2 separate regions of the Homo sapiens genome follow, and region 1 is linked to region 2. Evidence: chromatin contacts called from ENCODE Hi-C or POLR2A ChIA-PET data. All regions are on one chromosome and are shown on one strand. Each heading gives the region's core, a stretch centred on a gene start or an enhancer-like site at or near the end of the contact. The rest is flanking DNA. Distances are from core to core; before and after follow the strand shown. Region 1 overlaps PTPRG (protein tyrosine phosphatase receptor type G). Region 2 overlaps PTPRG (protein tyrosine phosphatase receptor type G).

The links. A loop is a pair of places that touch in the nucleus more often than their neighbours do. ChIA-PET counts read pairs that join two places held with the same protein, here RNA polymerase II (POLR2A).
Region 1: a map of ascending aorta shows a loop between it and region 2 (1.8-fold over the local background). The contact joins two enhancer-like sites. A Hi-C loop is called at or near these places in 1 of 168 maps with a recorded cell type or tissue (ascending aorta). POLR2A ChIA-PET finds 5 or more read pairs at or near these places in 2 of 52 experiments (GM12878 and H1).

Annotation. Positions count from the first base shown.
Region 1 is chr3:61,707,742-61,712,066 of GRCh38, reverse strand. All of the region lies in intron 1 of PTPRG (protein tyrosine phosphatase receptor type G), which reads right to left. Among named protein-coding and RNA genes, the nearest start is that of PTPRG, 150 kb to the right of the region's middle. Within about 2 kb of position 2,211, at least 2 of the 41 ENCODE cell types and tissues checked have a DNase peak (open chromatin) inside an H3K27ac peak, as active enhancers do.
Region 2 is chr3:61,647,788-61,652,107 of GRCh38, reverse strand. All of the region lies in intron 1 of PTPRG (protein tyrosine phosphatase receptor type G), which reads right to left. Among named protein-coding and RNA genes, the nearest start is that of PTPRG, 88 kb to the right of the region's middle. Within about 2 kb of position 1,672, at least 4 of the 41 ENCODE cell types and tissues checked have a DNase peak (open chromatin) inside an H3K27ac peak, as active enhancers do.

The sequences.
Region 1 (4,325 bases), core at 962-3,461, 59 kb before region 2:
CAAAAATTAACTGGGCATGGTAGCAGGTGCCTATAATCCCAGCTACTTGGGAGGCTGAGGCAGGAGAATCGTTTGAACCCAGGAGGCAGATGTTGCAGTGAGCCGAGATCACACCATTGCACTCCAGCCTGGGCAACAAGAGTGAAACTCCGTCTCAAAAAAAAAAAAAAAAAGACTATAATAACATCACTAACTTTGTATCTGATGGGCCATATCTTTTTCCAGAGTAAAACTTTTCTAATGTTTTAGAGACAGACAAATGTAAATTCATGTGGTAGCCATGGGGGAAGGTGAAAGCTGAATGATACGCAAGTAAAGAGAAAACTTGTAAATTTGTTTAAGTTCCTTGTAGATTCTGGATATCAGCCCTTTGTCAGATGTACACATTGCAAAAATTTTCTCCCATTCTGTATGTTGCCTGTTCATTCTGATAGTTTCTTTTGCTGTGCAGAAGCTCTTTAAAAAGTGGGCGAAGGATATGAACAGACACTTCTCAAAAGAAGACATTTATGCAGCCAAAAAACATGAAAGAAAGCTCATCATCACTGGTCATTAGAGAAATGCAAATCAAAACCACAATGAGATACCATTTCAAACCAGTTAGAATGGCGATCATTAAAAAGTCAGGAAACAACAGATGCTGGAGAGGATATGGAGAAATAGGAACACTTTACACTGTTGGTGGGAGTGTGAATTAGTTCAACCATTGTAGAAGACAGTGTTGTGATAACTCAAGGATCTAGAACCAGAAATACCATCTGACCCAGCAATCCCATTACTGGGTATATACCCAAAAGATGATAAATCATTCTACTATAAAGACACATGCACACATATGTCTATTGCGGCACTATTCACCATAGCAAAGACTTGGAACCAACCCAAATGTCTATCAATGACAGACTGGATAAAGAAAAAGTGGCACACATACACCATGGAATACTATGCAGCCATAAAAAAGGATGAGTTTATGTCCGTTGCAGGGACATGGATAAAGCTGGAAACCATCATTCTCAGCAAACTAACAAAGGAACAGAAAACCAAACACTGCATGTTCTGAGTCATAAGTGGGAGTTGAACAGTGAGAAGACATGGACACAGGGAGGGGAACATCACACACCAGGGCCTCTCTGGGGGCGGGGGGCTAGGGGAGGGATAGCATTAGGATAAATACCTAATGTAGATGATGGGTTGATGGGTGCAGCAAACCACCATGGCACATGCATACCTATGTAATAAACCTGCACTTTCTGCACATGTATCCCAGAACTTGAAGTATAATAATAATAATAAAAAGAAAGTAAAGAGAAAACTATATGAACAAGGGTCTAAATCAGAGGTATCCAATCTTTTAGCTTCCCTCGGCCACACTGGAAAAAGAAGGACTGTGTCTTGGGCCACACATAAAATACACTAACACTAACAATAGCTAATGAGCTTTAAAAAAAAAAATGCAAAAAAACTCATAATGTTTTAAGAAAGTTTACGAATTTGTGTTGGGCCTCATTCAAAGCCATCCTGGGGTACATGCTGCCCTGGGCCACGGGTTGGACAAGCTTGGAATGATCTGGGGCCACTTACTAGTCAAGAGACTAAGAGAAGTTTCCTCTTATATCTAAGCCTTCGTTTACTTACTTTTAAAATGGGGCTACTATTATCTAACCTCATAGAACTATTGTACGCACTACATGGGATTCGACATGGAAAGGGGTCTAGCACAAAGCCTGGCACATAGTGAAATATCAATAATTGATGCTAATTATCATCATTTAAATAAGGAAGAGATTTAAATATAGATCTAACCACATTTAAGATTAAAACATGTAAGCAGAAAAAGCTGAAGTTCTTTCATACTAGCTGTTTCCATTTTCAGACAGCCACTTCCATCATACTTTAAATTTCTTCATCATCAAAACAAAAGTTTTCCGTGCTTAGTGCATGATTTTGTCAGGCAACAAACCTATGGCTCAAACTCAAAGGGGATGCTACTACTACCAATAACTGGAGTGAGACACTCTCACAGTAACTTGGCAAACACCCGGAAGTACTGGTTCACCCTTCTAGCTCAATGTTACTTCTAGTGTGGTCCCAGGAACAGCAGCATCAGCAGCACCTAGAAACGCCAATTCTCAGGCTCCAACCCAGACCTTGGGAATAAGGCCCAGCAATCTATGTTGCATCAAGCCGTCCAGGTGATTCAGGGCCCTACTAAAATTTGAGAACCACTGGCACAGTGGTTCTCTTGCACAGTGAAATTTGAGAACCACTGGCACAGTGGTTAATTTGCACAGTGAAAAGGCTTCTTTTCAGTCTTGGGAAATGAAGGAGTAATAGTCAAGAGGAGGCATTGCAAAATTTTTCCATACACGGCTAGATAGTAAGTATCTTAGGCAAGAAGTAAAGTCAAGATTAGGTAGGTATTTATGGAACCATTTAAAATGCAACCATTTAAGGCGGGGAACGGTGGCTCACACCTGTAATCCTAACACTTTCAGAGGCCAAGGAGGGCAGATCACCTGAGGTCATAAGTTTGAGACCAGCCTGGCCAACATGGCAAAACGCCCTCTCTACTAAAAATACAAAAATTAGCCAGCTGTGGTGGTGCATGCCTGTAATCCCAGCTATTCGGAAGGGTGAGGCAGGAGAACCACTTGAATCTAGGAGGTGGACGTTGCAGTAAACTGAGATTGCGCCACTGCACTCCAGCCTGGGTGACAGAGCGAGACCCCATTTCAAAAAAAATAAATAAATAAAATAAAAAATAAAATGCAACTGTTTAAAAATATGAAAACCATTCAAAGCCAATAAGCCATATATGGCCAAGAGTTTTGGGTCAGGCTGACATGTCACACGCATTAGCTGGCTTACACTCTTATCAGCTGTATCCCCAGTAGGCAAGCTCTACCTCAGTGGCCTCATCTGCAAAATGGAGACAACAATACCTCTGACTCAGTGGGACTGTGGGAAGGATGAAACACAAAAAGGATTAAAGCACAAAATGATCCAGCATAGACATGCATAGTGCTGAAATTAACATACCTGCAGCTAGCTGCATTGTTTTTACTGTAATCTTACTACCAGTGTTTGCTTCCTTCCAACAGACTTAGAATCCAAACCGGCCAAACCTTGTGACATTTTAAAAATTAACCTGTTTGATTTTGGTTTAGGGCAAGTGCGCCCCTGAAAGGCTCTAAACCACCTTCACAGTCACATGAAATATAAGTTTCCAAAATATTTTTCAGGAATCCAGACTGGTATCTTCCATTCAGAAATAAAAGTTTATGCATTGCTCAATTTAAGATTTGCAGAAAGCCAGGCGCGGTGGCTCATGCCTGTAATTCCAGCACCTTGGGAGGCCGAGGCGGGCGGATCATGAGGTCAGGAGATCGAGACCATCCTGGCTAACACAGTGAAACCCCATCTCTACTAAAAAATTACAAAAAAATTAGCTGGGCGTGGTGGCAGGCGCCTGTAGTCCCAGCTACTCAGGAGGCTGAGGCAGAAGAATGGCATGAACCCAGGGGGCACAGCTTGCCCAGATTGCGCCACTGCACTCCAGTCAGGGTGACAGAGCAAGAGAGCGAGACTCTGTCTCAAAAAAAAAAAAAAAAAAAAAAAAAAAAGATTTGCAGAGAGCCCAGTTCATTAGGGAAGATATAAGAAGTTTTGGTGAGCTAATGATCCCCCAGTTGGGCTGTGAGAAAGGTGCCCAGTGTCCTCATGCTCCTGAGACACTCCTGGAGGCAGGTCACTGCTTCCATCATGACTCTAAAACATCATGCCCTCTTCACTAGTACAGAAGACCAACTATTCAAAGTTGCCCTGACATAGTGACTCAATATTTTTTTAATGAGCTTAGATCACCAGTTGGCTGAGATGTGCAGAAAGGACAGTCCTTTCATACTTTGTTAGTAGGAGCAGCACAAAGTGACACAGCGTTCCGGGGAGGCAAATATCCCTAAAAAATAAAAAAAAAACTACTGGGTGTGGTGGCTCACGCCTGTAATCCCAGCATTTTGGGAGGCCAGGGTGGGTGGATCCCTTCAGCTCAAGATTTCAAGACCAGCCTGAGCAACATGGTGAAACCCTATCTCTACAAAAAATACAAAAATTATCTGGTCACAGTGGTGTGCACCTGTAGTCCCAGGTACTCGGGAGGCTGAGGGAGAAGAATTGCTTGAAACAGGGAGGTCAAGGCTGCAATGAACCATGTTCACACCACTGCACTCCAGCCTAGGCAACAAAGGGAGACCCTGTCTCAAAAATAATAATAAAATAGGCATTAAAAAATAAAAATATCCTTAAATACTATGACGGTAAAGTTT
Region 2 (4,320 bases), core at 423-2,922:
TTGAACTCCTGATCTCGTGACCCACCTGCCTCAGCCTCCCAAAATGCTGGGATTACAGGCATAAGCTACTGCGCCTGGCCTACTTTTATATATATATTGAGATGAAGTCTCGCTGTGTAGCCCAGGCTGGAGTGCAGTGGTGTGATCTCTACTCACTACAACCTCAGCCTCCCAGGTTCAAGTGATTCTCCTGCCTCAGCCTCCCGAATAACTGGGACTACAGGTGTGTGTCACCATGCCCGGCTAAGTTTTGTATTTTTAGTAGAGACGGGGTTTCGCCAGGTTGGCCAGGCTGGTCTTAAATTCCTGACCTCAAGTGATCCACCTACCTCGGCCTCCCAAAGTGCTGGGATTCCAGGCGTGAGCCACCACACCTGGCTATTTGATTCTTACATGACTTACATGGATCAATATATATAAAGCTTCTGACACTCTCCAAGGTACACCAGAGGTGCAGTATTCACTGGTGGCCTACAAAGTAACACCCAGAAAACTTCCAACATGGTGCACGGAAATTGCTTAGCTTCAAGCTCAACACCAATGAATCCAGGTCAATTCCCACATGGACCCATTATCATCTTCTAAAGAAATCTGTGTCTCATGAACTAAGTCTAGCCCTAAGGCTTCATCAGGCCCGTTCAGGATAAACAACCACTAGTCATGAGCAACTGTGTGAGCATATAAATCAATGGCTGCTATCATCTATCACTAGTATTTTCTTGTGAAACTTAAAAAAAAAAAAGATTATTAACAATGGGACAAAATGTCAACGACAACTTTTTTCTTTAAGTAGAGATCCAAAGGGATAAGATTACCTCTGCTCAGACTGAAATCAATACACAAGAACTTAATCAACTAAACCCTACCAAGATACCAGATGGTCTCTTAAGTATTTTGGGATTTTTATCTTACAGCCAACACACCCATCTGGTAGTATATAGAAATTATGTTTTTCCTTTAAAAAAAAAAAAAAGAGAAAGAGTGTCCAAATACATCGTGTAATTGAGGTTGATGAACAGGGTTCTAGAAGTGTAGGCAATGAGGAAAAAAATATAAACATACACACAGATAAATGTGTAATTTATCGGAGCCATTAGAGTCAGCAGAGTCATATAAACTTTTACTAGACAACTCCACAGCAAAAAATATAGGTTCAAATTGCTGAATCATTGTTCACATGTAAATAGGATTCCTAAAACTTTTATTGGTAGTAAAAATTAGTTTACATCATAAAGTAAACAAGAAAAGCAAGCTATAAAACCAAACAGTGGTAAAAGACCCTCAAATGACACATTTCACCAAAAAACTCATTTTGCAAATCGAGAGTTAAACAATTAAGTGTTTGAAAATGCTTACATTTGAAAATGAAAACCATCACATTAATAAATTTTAAGATAAAAGTTGACTGTGCGTTTGATGAGGAAGTGTGTATTTGATTAAATCTTCACACTAGTGTTAGGAAACATTTATTCCATGGAAAAGAGCACTCTGGTTAGAAACACATGGGCTCAAACACAAAACTTCTTTCTTACTCAGTTATCATCCTGAGGTCTACGGTCTTCCCTGTGAAAACCGCAGGCACATCCAATGGTTGGATAACTATTGCATCCTAATAAAATCAGGTGCCAAGTTTCCCTTCTCCTGGCCGGGACTCAATCTCTTATGAGCTCTTTTTTGGCTGCTTCTCAACAGTTTTGTGCGGAACTCGTCACTGTGTTCTTCGAACATGAGTCTCATTCCACAAAAATCTTGTACTACACATTCCCACTGGTGTTCCTAGGTGAGTGGCAATGGTAGATTCTGTAATACCTCGCTGGCATTCAACATTTTTAGGATCAAGGTACATGGTGCCCCCACCCTTGGCTTCCTTGATTTGGTTTTGTAACCCTTATGTATTAAAAGATAATTTCTCAGCAGCCGTGTACAGCTCTGGTTTTCACACATTCAATATGTATCACTGCATTTGTACAGGGGAAAAAAAGTACCAGGCTTTTTAATCCCTGGTGCTTATGGGTTTTATTTTTCCTTCTGGGAAGAAAAGGTGGAAGAATTAAGGACAAGGAGAAATCGAGAGAAACCAGAGACTCCCCTTATTAGGTTTAGCAGTAAAACTCAGTGCCCTGTTTATTAGGACCTTCAGGCTACCATTTGTAAAAGATGTTCTTGATGGTCTGCTTTCCACCAGCAGATTATAGCAAGTCTGTTGAAATAATGAGCTCAGGGACATAAGGCAGGATTCAAACCCCAAACCAAGGCTTTACCAATTTCAAGCCCTGTCATCAGCCACATGATCTTGAGCAAGTAACTAAAACTTTAAGTGTCAGTCTGTGCATCTATACGACAACCTATTTCTAAGAGGAGCCAATGTAATATAAGCAAAGTGCCTTGCATTATACTCAACACAATAAATCCAAGTTGTCATATTATGCTGATTTAGCCCTGCTGTGATTTGAAGCCTGCATGTCTCCTCCAAAACGTAGGTGTTGTCAATGTGATGGTATTAAGAATCGGGATCTTTACGAGGCAATTAGGCCATGATGGCTCCTCCCTTGTTAATGAGATTAAGAACCATATAAAAGAGTCTTCAGATAGTGTTTGGTTCACTTGTTTTTCCACTTCTGCATGAGAGGTCACAGCATATCTTCCTTAGAGGATGCATCAATAAGGTGCCACCTTGGAAGCAGAGAAAAACCCTCACCAGACAGCTGAACCTGCTGGCACCTAAATCTTGGACTTCCCAGCCTCCAGAACTGTGAGAAATAAATTTATATTGTTTATAAATTACCAAAGCCAGGCACAGGGGCTCATGCCTGTAATCCTAGTACTTTAGCAGGCTGAGGTGGGAGGATCACTTGAGCCCAGGAGTTCAGGACCAGCCTAGGCAATACTGTAAGACCTCATCTCTTAAAAGAAAATAGAAAAAGGAAGGAAGGAGGGAGGGAAAGAAGGGAGGGAGGGAAGTGAAAAGGGAAAAGGGAGGGAGGGAGGGAGGAAGTAAAATAAATTAACCAGTCTCCGGCATACTCGTGTAACAATGAAAAACAAACTTAGACAAACCCAAAGTTAACACTAGGTTTTTTAACCTTGGTAATAAACTCACATATGACTGTTCTTTGACACTGCTATACTATATGAAACGTCTATTTGCTTCTTCACTTTTGGATTTCCTGAGACAGCTCAAGGAAAAGGCATTATTTTTTCATGTAAATAAATAATTGCTTCAACAAAGATCAGAATCTTTAAAGTGGAGATTGCCTCACCAGCAGCCCCCAACCCTCATTACTTTTCTTATTTGGAGTTTGAAATATACACGGAGCACAGAAAACATTCTCTTGGGAAACATTCAAGCAACATGCCATTATTCTTCCAATACAAGGTAATAGAACCTAATAGAAAAATGTCTGCCCTCTCTCTCTGACTGTATTACAGATGGCAGCCAAATGAGTGTGTGTTCTGCAGCAGAAAGCCTGGGAAGTGCAGGCATTAGACGTTCCCTTGGTGCATCAGCCTGGGGTCACCCCACTCAAACACCCTGCATTTAGCTGCCAACAAAAAATGAAATGCCTTTGTCTCAGGACAGAGGAACTGAGGTATTTCAAGATGTGTAATTCCAAAAGAAAACCTCTCTTTTGCTGCCCAGTTTTCATTTCCCCTCGGGTGAAAATGTGTAGCCTGGTAGGAGCAAGCTAGGTGTCTTCCACCTGGATCCTTGGTGCCTATGTGTGAAACACAGGAAGGCATTCAAGGCAGGAAAGAATGGGGTCCTGGAGGGATGCCAGGGAATCCGCAGAAGTTAGGTGCTGCTAAGTCCAACTAAGATGCAGTCATGAGACCTTATGAATGAAACAAGGATTGCCTGGGTAACGAATGGACAACTATGTTAACGAATCTCCTAATATGTTATTTTAATCTCAGAGTGTCTTCATCACCATGGGGGTCCACAACACCCTGCAGTAGTCTCCTTTACTAATTCCACTGTCAGGATATTCTCAGGTGACAATGCATAGGACTGGTTTAATCAAACATGAAGCCTCCACTTATCATGAAGTTGCAGCCTGTCTTGGGCTTCAGGCATATCAAAAGCAAGACAGAAAAATAAAACCCAAGAGGACAGAGGATTCACGGATGGGTACAAGGGAGTGTCAGTAGATAGACAAGCCATAACGGGCCTCACAGGCCGCAATCACAATCAGGACACTTCGTAAGGGAACATCTCAAGGCATCAAGGGCACCAAACATTCAGTGGTTTCAGAAAAGCAGCACCAGCTCCAAGGTCAGAGTTTGAATTGCTAACTCTTTTTTTTTTTTTTTTTTTTGAGA